2 separate regions of the Homo sapiens genome follow, and region 1 is linked to region 2. A link is a loop called in an ENCODE intact Hi-C map of the cell type or tissue named here. Cell type or tissue: dorsolateral prefrontal cortex. All regions are shown on one strand. Each heading gives the region's core, and the rest is flanking DNA. Links, peaks and the distances in the headings are about the cores only. Region 1 overlaps SHQ1 (SHQ1, H/ACA ribonucleoprotein assembly factor). Region 2 overlaps PPP4R2 (protein phosphatase 4 regulatory subunit 2).

Region 1 (4,400 bases), core at 273-4,272, 220 kb before region 2:
GGCCTCAATACATTCAATAATGTCGGTTTCCTTTCTCTCTGTCTCCCTCTTCCACTGCTGCTCCCTGTTACTCACTGGCAAACTTCCTACTGAGTACAAAGCCTCCCCTCCACTTCCATTTCCTCACTTGCTAATAGCAATTTTAAAACACAGACTTACATGTTCTGCTTCATTATTTCACCTTGACCAGAAATAAAGTCATAAATGGGGTATAACCTGTGAGTCTCTGTAGACAACTCTACATTTCAGAGGGTAAATGGACCGACATAACCCCAGAAATTTAAAAACTCTAACTGCGCTGAGAGTAGCCCCAGACTGTGAGCACAGCTCTGCACAATCTAGCCCATCTTGTTCTTCAACCCCATGTTCACCGTCCTCTTCTGGCTCAAATACGCTCAAGCCACTCACTATTCTTTCCATTTCTAGATAACGTCAATCAATTCCAATCCTGAGCCTTTACGCTTACAGTACCCTTCTCATCATTGAGAACTCAGTGCAAATGTCACTTTCTCAAAGGAGTCTTCTCTGGGCATCCTAGCCAAAGTAGTACCCCCAGTCTTTCACCTCACCCCATCCTTTCCCTTTACCTGTAACTATCTGTCATTATCCTGTTTACTTGTTATGTGTTTACATAATTACTGTCCATCTCCTCACTAGAATGTTCTCTGAGGGTAGAGATCTCATCTATCATCTTCTTCACTGTATCCCCATCACTGTGCCCGGTGTCCAATATTAAATCATCTATTCTGCAAATAGTGCTAGAGGGCCTGCTATGGAGTAGAAACTGTTCTGGGTGCCAAAGTGGAAATCCAGTAATAAACACACAGCACACAGACCAGGTCTCTACTCTCATGGGAAGGAGAACTGACCAATAAGAAAGCAGCTCTTGGACAGGCATTGTGGCTCACGCCTGTAATCCCAGCACTTTGGGAGGCCAAGGCGGGCAGATCACCAGGTCAGGAGATAGAGATCATCCTGGCTAACACGGTGAAACCCCGTCTCTACTAAAAATACAAAAAATTAGCCGGGTGTGGTGGCGGGCACCTGTAGTCCCAGCTACTCGGGAGGCTGAGGCAGGAAAATGGGGTGAACCCGGGAGGCGGAGCTTGCAGTGAGCTGAGATCACGCCACTGCACTCCAGCCTGGGCAACAAAGCAAGACTCCGTCTCAAAAAAAAAAAAGAAAGCAGCTCTTTTTCCTCTTTCCTCTTCCCCCTGGCCTCCAGATTCAGGGCCTCCACTATAGTCATGCAACATGTACACAGCAGAACATGAGTGTTCAGAGCAGTGCAAGCCCCACCCAGGCTTGTTCTATGCACAGTCACATGCAGCAGCCCTGTTCAAACTGGACTCTAAAAAGAAACAGAAACAAACTAAAAGCAAAGGTAGCTTGGGGTTTAGAAGTAGAAGGCATTAATCAACCAAAGGGAAGAAAGAGGATGAGAAGTGTTCAACTACAGTAGGAAAAAAAGGTTCCTTTTTCTTTTAAACAATTGCTATGGCCACTAGTTATTAGAGCTATTTAAAGATAGACATTGCCAAGAAAAGGTCAGGTAGGATTTAAATTAAGTTTATGGAAGTTTAGGCACAGGTTAGGCAGAGACAATCCAGAAAGAAAATAAAGAACAATGAACACATCTGGCTAGTGGGTATCCCGGAAACAATGGCCTCAGGTCCCTGTGTAGCCAAAAGGACAGGGCCAGCAAGCCTGGCGTCCTGCAGCACTGGCAGCAGCAGTCCCAGGAGCTTGCTGGGTTGGCGCCCAGAGACTCTAGGATTGTTGCTGCTGGCAGCCACCACTGCCAGAAGCTTGTTGTGAAGTCCTGACTTTGAGCAGCTAGGGCAGTTTTCCAAAGGCACCCTGGTGGCTGGCAGCAATTTCAGAAAGGAAAAAAAGACTGGGGATAGGAAGAATATATCTCTGGGTATGGGGAGTGGAGGGAGGAATGTTCAAAGAGAATTTGTTTCAGCAAAAATATTTTATTTTCTTATTATCAGTATAAAATATAGATGTTTACAAACAAATCCTGTCTAAAAAGTTGGAGGCAAAAAAATATGAAAGACTTCTGTAAAGGGCTAAATTATTCAATGAAGAAAAGATCCCTCAGTGTTGAAATTATGAATAATTTTTTTACTTTCTTCTTTGTATATTTTTATAATAAATCTGTATTGCTTTTATTATTAGAAACAAAAAAGCCATTTTTCATCTACAGGGGGAGGAAAAAGCTGTAAAAATACTCATATGAGTAGTCAATGAAGCTGTATGGACATCTCTTCATCTATAGGCAGAACTAGAAAAAATAAACTTGTGAGAAAATACTATTTGAGAAAATGGTGAAGTTTTCAAAATCATTTTAAATTAGAAAAGATGTTCTAAAATCTCTTATTTGTGATCATCATTTCAGTTTCTTCTAGCTGCTTTACTCATAGAATTAGGGTCATATTATTAACCTTACATGATCACTCAGTTTTGAACCACTTGTTACGGCTGCCATAAACAGCAGCTGTGAATGAAGAAGAACTCTACAAGTAATTAACCAATTATGCAAGATTTCTGTGGCAATATTTCATAAAACCTATCTACCTTAATATCTTCAAGAGGATACATTTCAATTTTTGGAATCTTGGGCTTACACTTGATTTCTAAGTCTGGTTGCTGCACACGCAGTGCTCAGCACAGTGCTATCCAAATCCCCTGGAGCAAGGTGAGCTTCAGGATTCACTCTTTCAGAGTTTAGAAAGGTAACATGGTGCACACACCATACTTTATGTAATAACCTCTAAGATGTCTGGGGCAGCGCCCATATCCAAACACTACTTCTACAGGAAATTTTTGAATACGTACACTAAGTGGGATTTAAAAATCTGTATCGGTTCAGGTTAAGTTTTGCCACCAAATTAAATATTTTAACTTTTAGTTTTCAGAACTTTGTGTGATCCCAGTATTGCACATATGGGGTTATAAACCTGTACTACAAGTAGTATACTATTTACGTTATAAAACCCTTAGAGTTTTCCCAAATGCTCAGTTGTTTTTCCCCTACATTAGGGAATATTCATTCAAATTGTTTAGAAAAGCAATGCTCTTGCAATTAAAATTTGAAGAAGAGTTTAATGATTTTAGATGATTAAGCCATTTTAAAAGCTTAGAATAATAAACATTAAATTCAGTGGTTCATTTCCTTTTTTATTTTTTTGAGATGTAGTCTCACTCTGTCACCCAGACTGGATGGAGTGCAGTGGCGCAATCTCGGCTCCCTGCAACCTCTGCCTCCTGGGTTCAAGCGATTCTCCTGCCAGCCTCCAAAATGGCTGGGATTACAGGCATGCGCCACCACGCTCAGCTAATTTTTGTATTTTTAAGTAGAGACAGGGTTTTGCCATGTTGGCTAGACTGGTCTCAAACTCCTGACCCGCCTGCCTCAGCCTCCCAAAGTGCTGGAATTACAGGTGTGAGCCACTGCACCCAGCCACAGTGGTTTATTTCTGATGGGAAACAGAGGGATGTAAACAAAAAGGGATTAGACAGGAGTCAACTATATTGGTTAATGTTTAATGTTTTTAACCTAAGTAATAGATGTCTAGGTATTTGATACATTAGTTAAGACATCCAAAAAGAAAGTATAGCAGCTTAAAAAAAAAAAAAAACCTAAATTATTAAGTGAACATTTTCAAGATACAAGAATTTCTGACCTAAAAGGCACTCATTCTAGGCTCACATTATGGCATTCCTACAACATCTCAGCAACCTGTCAGAAATCTTTCAAAAGGATTTTCCGTAAACAGAAGCAACAATTAAGTAACAAATCCCTGGCCTCAAAGAAGCACTTCTAATGTAAATGTAAAATCCATACTTAGCCTGTGTGACATTTATTATCATTCATGTACAGCGTTAGATTGGCAAGCCCAAAACAGCCTGACCACAAACTATCTCTTGGCCAACAATTGAGGGCCATTCACTGTAGTTCCTGCTACAGACAAAACTGACTCTACTCTAATTACCTCTGAGATCACCAGCGATTGTGATCAAGCAGAGAATATGGGCAGACCACAACTCAGCAGAAAAACACCTAAGTTTTTAGAAGGAAGGCTATTTCACCAGCATTTGCTCCTAAGTAAATCTCAATGTTGTTCCCTTTAAGGAATTTTGAGACCATTTTATATTTTTCAAAGGCAGGAGTCTTTACAGCATTCTACACTTTCCAAAGAGTTTTCACATGCATTATCTTTTTAAATTTTCAAGACAGCCTTATAAAGTAGGTGGGCAAATTTATCTCCACTTTCCAAAGAGGAGACAAAACTTACTTGTGGTCAAATAACTGGCCTGGTATCCCAAATCTTAACAGAGGTAGGAGCGGGACCAGAACCCAGGTCTTTTCCCTCTCCTTCGTAAATTCAAAT
Region 2 (4,400 bases), core at 277-4,276:
AGGTGTAAACAAAATTATGAACTTAGTCTTTGGTAACAGAGATATTGTTAGTTTCCATGTTGACAGTTAAGTTTAACTCAGTATTTCTGTTAACTAAGACACCACTAATGTGGTCATTTAGTCAGAAAAGACAGTAAAATCCACATATACATGGGTAAAACAAAAGTGAATGACTGTTTTGACTTTTTTTTTAGTAGGATGTCAGATTTTTATGGTCATTTCTTTAGCTGTTTACTCCAGTAGCCTCTGTGCTACATGTTACATTCCTTTGTCTTTTTCATGTGGAAAAGTTGCTTATATAATTTAAAGTTAAGGTAGTTAAACTGATTTTTTTAGAGTCTGAATGAAGTGCGCACTTATTTTTTGAGTGCCTTGTCAACTTAGTACTTTTATAGAAATTTAGGTTAAAATACATGCTTAAGACATTATTTCTTTAGTGTTTAGCCTTATGACTTAAAATTTATCTTTTAAAAAATAGCATTGAATTGCTACTTTATGTTAAGATGTCTTTCCCTGATATTCAGCAACTTTCTTGGTATTTGAATTTCCATAGCTTTTAGGTGTACAAGACTTCTGCTTTTAAAAAAAAGTAAATAGGGACAGCTTGCATTTAAATTAAGATATATAAGGTAAAATGTGTGGTCCTATTAATTAGGGTAAGTTATTTTCCTTGGAATTAAAGGGAGTATTTTTAAAGACAGACCTATACTTTTGGTTTTGTTGGTCTTTGGACCATGTGTGCCTTCCCACAATCTCTATCAAAGAGTAGATGGAATGATGACAATAAGAACTAAGATTTATTGAACTTTCTGAAATATTTTAGGCACTGTTAGGTGATTTAATATACCATATACATTATGTCGTATTTAGTCGTCATGATAATCTTTGAAGTGTACTTGTAGAACCCTTGTTTTCAGACAAGACCCATGAGACCCATGAAGACTCAGGTAAATTCAGTTTTGAGTAAGGTCTCCTAGTGGGGTAGCGTGTGTGTGTGTGTGTGTGTGTGTGTGTGTGTGTGTGTATTAAAATATATATATATATTTAGCAAAGGTGGATCCTTAATGTGTGGGGCGGGGGGTTTAAAAAATGTTACTGGATGTTGTAGGCACTGTTTTAAAAAATTTGAGATGCTAGCTAGTCATGTCCTTTTTTCAGTTCCTTATATCATCTTAGTTTTCCATTTTACAATATGAATAAATCAGATGATATATCATTGCAGAGTAAACCAAACGCTTTTTTTTTTTTGGAGACAGTCTCACTCTTATCACCCAGGCTGGAGTGCAGTGGCTCAATCTCGACTCACTGCAACTTGCAACCTCCACCGCCCAGGTTCAAGCAATTCTTTTGCCTCAGCCTCCCGAGTAGCTAGGATTACAGGCCAGGCTGGTTCTTGAACTCCTGACCTCAGGGGATCGCCTGCTTCGGCTTCCCAAAGTCCTGGGATTACAGGCGTGAGCCACCGTGCCTGGCCCAGGGTTTTTTATTTTACAGTATAACTTTGCTAATGAACATCTGATCACCACTTCCCCCCAAATTTAAGGATTTCTGAATAGACTTTTCATTGAGAATGAGTGGCATGTGTGTTTAACGCTCCTCTCCCTATATTTGCTTTTCTTAGTATGTGTGGGAAAAGCCTTAATATTTTCAGAAGTTAGAATAAACTATTTTGTATGCTATGTCTAATGGATGAGTATCAGAGAGCAGAGCTTTCATATACTTGTACCAAATGCTTTCATTTTGTACTGGTTTTTCTGGTTTATTCTTGTGCCTCCTTTTAGAGGCCTACCTCACACTAAGTTTTCCCAGTGTCACGCTTACTAAGCTTGGCATACAGTTTATTCTGTCTCCATGGCACTTTTTATACAGTGTTGTTATTTATTACTGTAATTGTAATTATTTACATGTCTTTTGACTGCTGTTGAACAAGGTTGGTATTTCTAGTTTATAATAGGCTCTTATATTTATGGAATAAGTTTAAAAGTACAGTCTGTATGTAAAGAGACCTTTCAATGCTGTTACGTTCATTTATCATACTAATATTTCCAGTGGATCCATTGATTTGCAGAAAGTGTTTGGTTGGGATTTAGCCTGTCGTGTGAGAAAAGGAAGTGTTGTGTGACATTTTAGTGCCATCTATTGGATACTTGGTAAAATGACTTTTAAAGCTTCTTTTACTTTTTGAAATAAGGATCTTTTGAAAAAAGCTTCTGAAATTGTCTAAGAACTTAAACTCGTTTTATCATTGCTGGTATTGCTATGTAAACACATACCCCCCTCCCAAAGCAGTATTAATATTAAACAACACATAAAATATTAATAATTGGCTACAATTTAACTTACATTTCTAAAGAAAATTAGCCAAAGCATTCAGTGTACATGTTGTTAAACAAGAAGTTTTAAAATATTCATCTGTTAAAACTAATTTTAATTAGTGAGAAAACATTAGGTTTTAATGTGGGAAAGAATTTTAGTAGGAAGAAAAAGCATAATGACTAGACAGTATTTTTCAGTTAAGTACTATTTGAATACCCAAACACTTGTTGAATACCCAAACTGTTGGTGCTATTTTGTATATTTTGAATAATAAATTTTAATGACAGTATCACTATGGGGTGATTAATGAGGAAATAGCTTAGGTGTGTTGTGTGTGTAAGGTTTGAAGAGCCATGAACTAGAAGAGGAGCTAAGGTGAGTTATACCACTAATCTGAAATCCACGATAATACTGGGTTTCACGGACAGACAATTGAGAAACTAATACTGTTTGTTATACATGTGGAAAATGCTTAAACATTTTTAAAGTAGAGTTAGTTTTGTGTATTAGCTATAGATTTCTAATGGTTGTCTTTATAGGAATGAAACAAAAGATGTATAAGCTTATTGTTTCATACTTAGTAACGCTGTTGGTGTGCTTTGTACTTCCCCATTTAAAAGGATTCTTCATTTTGACATTGTACTTCACTCTGAGTAGATTTTCAAAAGCAAAAAAGTATTCTTCCTCAGAAACCCAGAGGAATTTCTAGTTGCTTCTGAATGTTTGGAATATCAGGCAAACATTTAATCTTTTATTCTGTGCCTTGTCTTTTGGTAGAACAGTTTTCTCACTTTTAGGTTTGGATTCGATTTTAGGTTTGAGACAAAAGATTGATTCTTGGACTCTCAAATTTATCTAAAAACATTTGTTCTCATATGAATAACATGCACTTTAAGCACTTTCAGAATTTTTTGCACATCTTATACTTTGAACATAAGAATAGTATTGACACAAAGAATATGAGAACCAAATGTAGTTTATCCAGTTAGAAAATAAACAACTATAATTTTGTAAAATACGTGTGGTACAATGGAAAGGACATGAGATTTGAAGTTAGAGAGACTGAGTTTGAGTCCTGGCATTTTAACTCACTAACTACTATACCTTGTGGTGGAAGAAAATTCTGTATCACACTGCCTATAAAAAATGAAGACCTTTGTGAATGTTAACTATTAATTTGAGGCTTTGTAATTCTTTTCATTAAAGAGAATAAATAGATTGGTATGGCAGACACTGAAGTCTGAAGATTTGTTTGTATTTGTTAGCTGCGTTTGTCGTACCTCGTGCTCATAACTTTGCTGTTCTGTTCAGCTTGTAATTCTTATGAATGCTAATAGCTACATGAGCTCAAAACTTAAAAATATTTATAAAATGATTTTAGTTCCAACTTATATCAGTTTTGTATTTACTGTGGTCAAGGAAAAATTGAGGTATAGTGAAATTATTTGGTAAAGTTAAATAAAAGTTGTGTATATTTTAAGTTGGATTAAACTTAGATTATATATGAAATTGCAATAATGGAGCAGAACCACATTTAAAATATTTGTAGTTTTGTTTGAACATTTTAAAGAAACCTTTGAGTGCAGAAGAATACTTGAGGAAAAATACATATATTAAATAACCCCCAACTTGATTATTATTTGTGTTACCTCTCTTGTAAACTTAAAAATCAAATTATCAGGATTTAGAATTTTCTATTATATAAAAATTTTTTCCTCAGTTTTGAAGCTTTCTGTTGATTTTGGGTGTTCTAAGTTGCTTTTTTTTTAAAAAAGAATTTCTGTTGGTAAATAGTAGGTTTACATATTTATGGGGTACATGAGATATTTTGATAGAGCCATACAATGCATTATAATCACATCAGGGTAAATGGGTTATCCATCACCTCAAGCGTTTCTTTATGCTTTGTGTTACAAACAGTACACTTATACTCTTAGTTATTTTAAAATGTACGATAAATTATTGTAGTCAACCTGTTGTGCTATCAAATACTAGATCTTATTCATTCTAACTATATTTTTGTACCCGTTAACCATTCCCCCCTCCCTCCCCCCCCACCTTTATTGCTTTTTAAAGGAAGGGAG

What was found. Peaks named below come from ENCODE experiments on the same cell type or tissue, not always from the same donor. Only the 100,000 strongest peaks of a DNase experiment are listed, where the experiment ranks them.
Region 1: a loop joins it to region 2, with 5 times the contacts of the local background. A loop is called at or near these places in 31 of 110 quality-filtered maps.

The regions. Positions count from the first base shown.
Region 1 is chr3:72,835,320-72,839,719 of GRCh38, forward strand. All of the region lies in intron 4 of SHQ1 (SHQ1, H/ACA ribonucleoprotein assembly factor), which reads right to left. Among named protein-coding and RNA genes, the nearest start is that of SHQ1, 11 kb to the right of the region's middle. In dorsolateral prefrontal cortex, for the core only: no CTCF peak of the experiment used is centred there; a DNase peak (open chromatin) is centred at 1,792.
Region 2 is chr3:73,054,432-73,058,831 of GRCh38, forward strand. The region is part of intron 3 of PPP4R2 (protein phosphatase 4 regulatory subunit 2); the gene reads left to right. Among named protein-coding and RNA genes, the nearest start is that of EBLN2, 5.0 kb to the right of the region's middle. RefSeq lists a silencer at 1,224-1,424. In dorsolateral prefrontal cortex, for the core only: CTCF peaks have their summits at 2,133 (motif pointing left) and 2,332; no DNase peak of the experiment used is centred there; H3K4me3 peaks cover 578 bases; H3K27ac peaks cover 1,684 bases.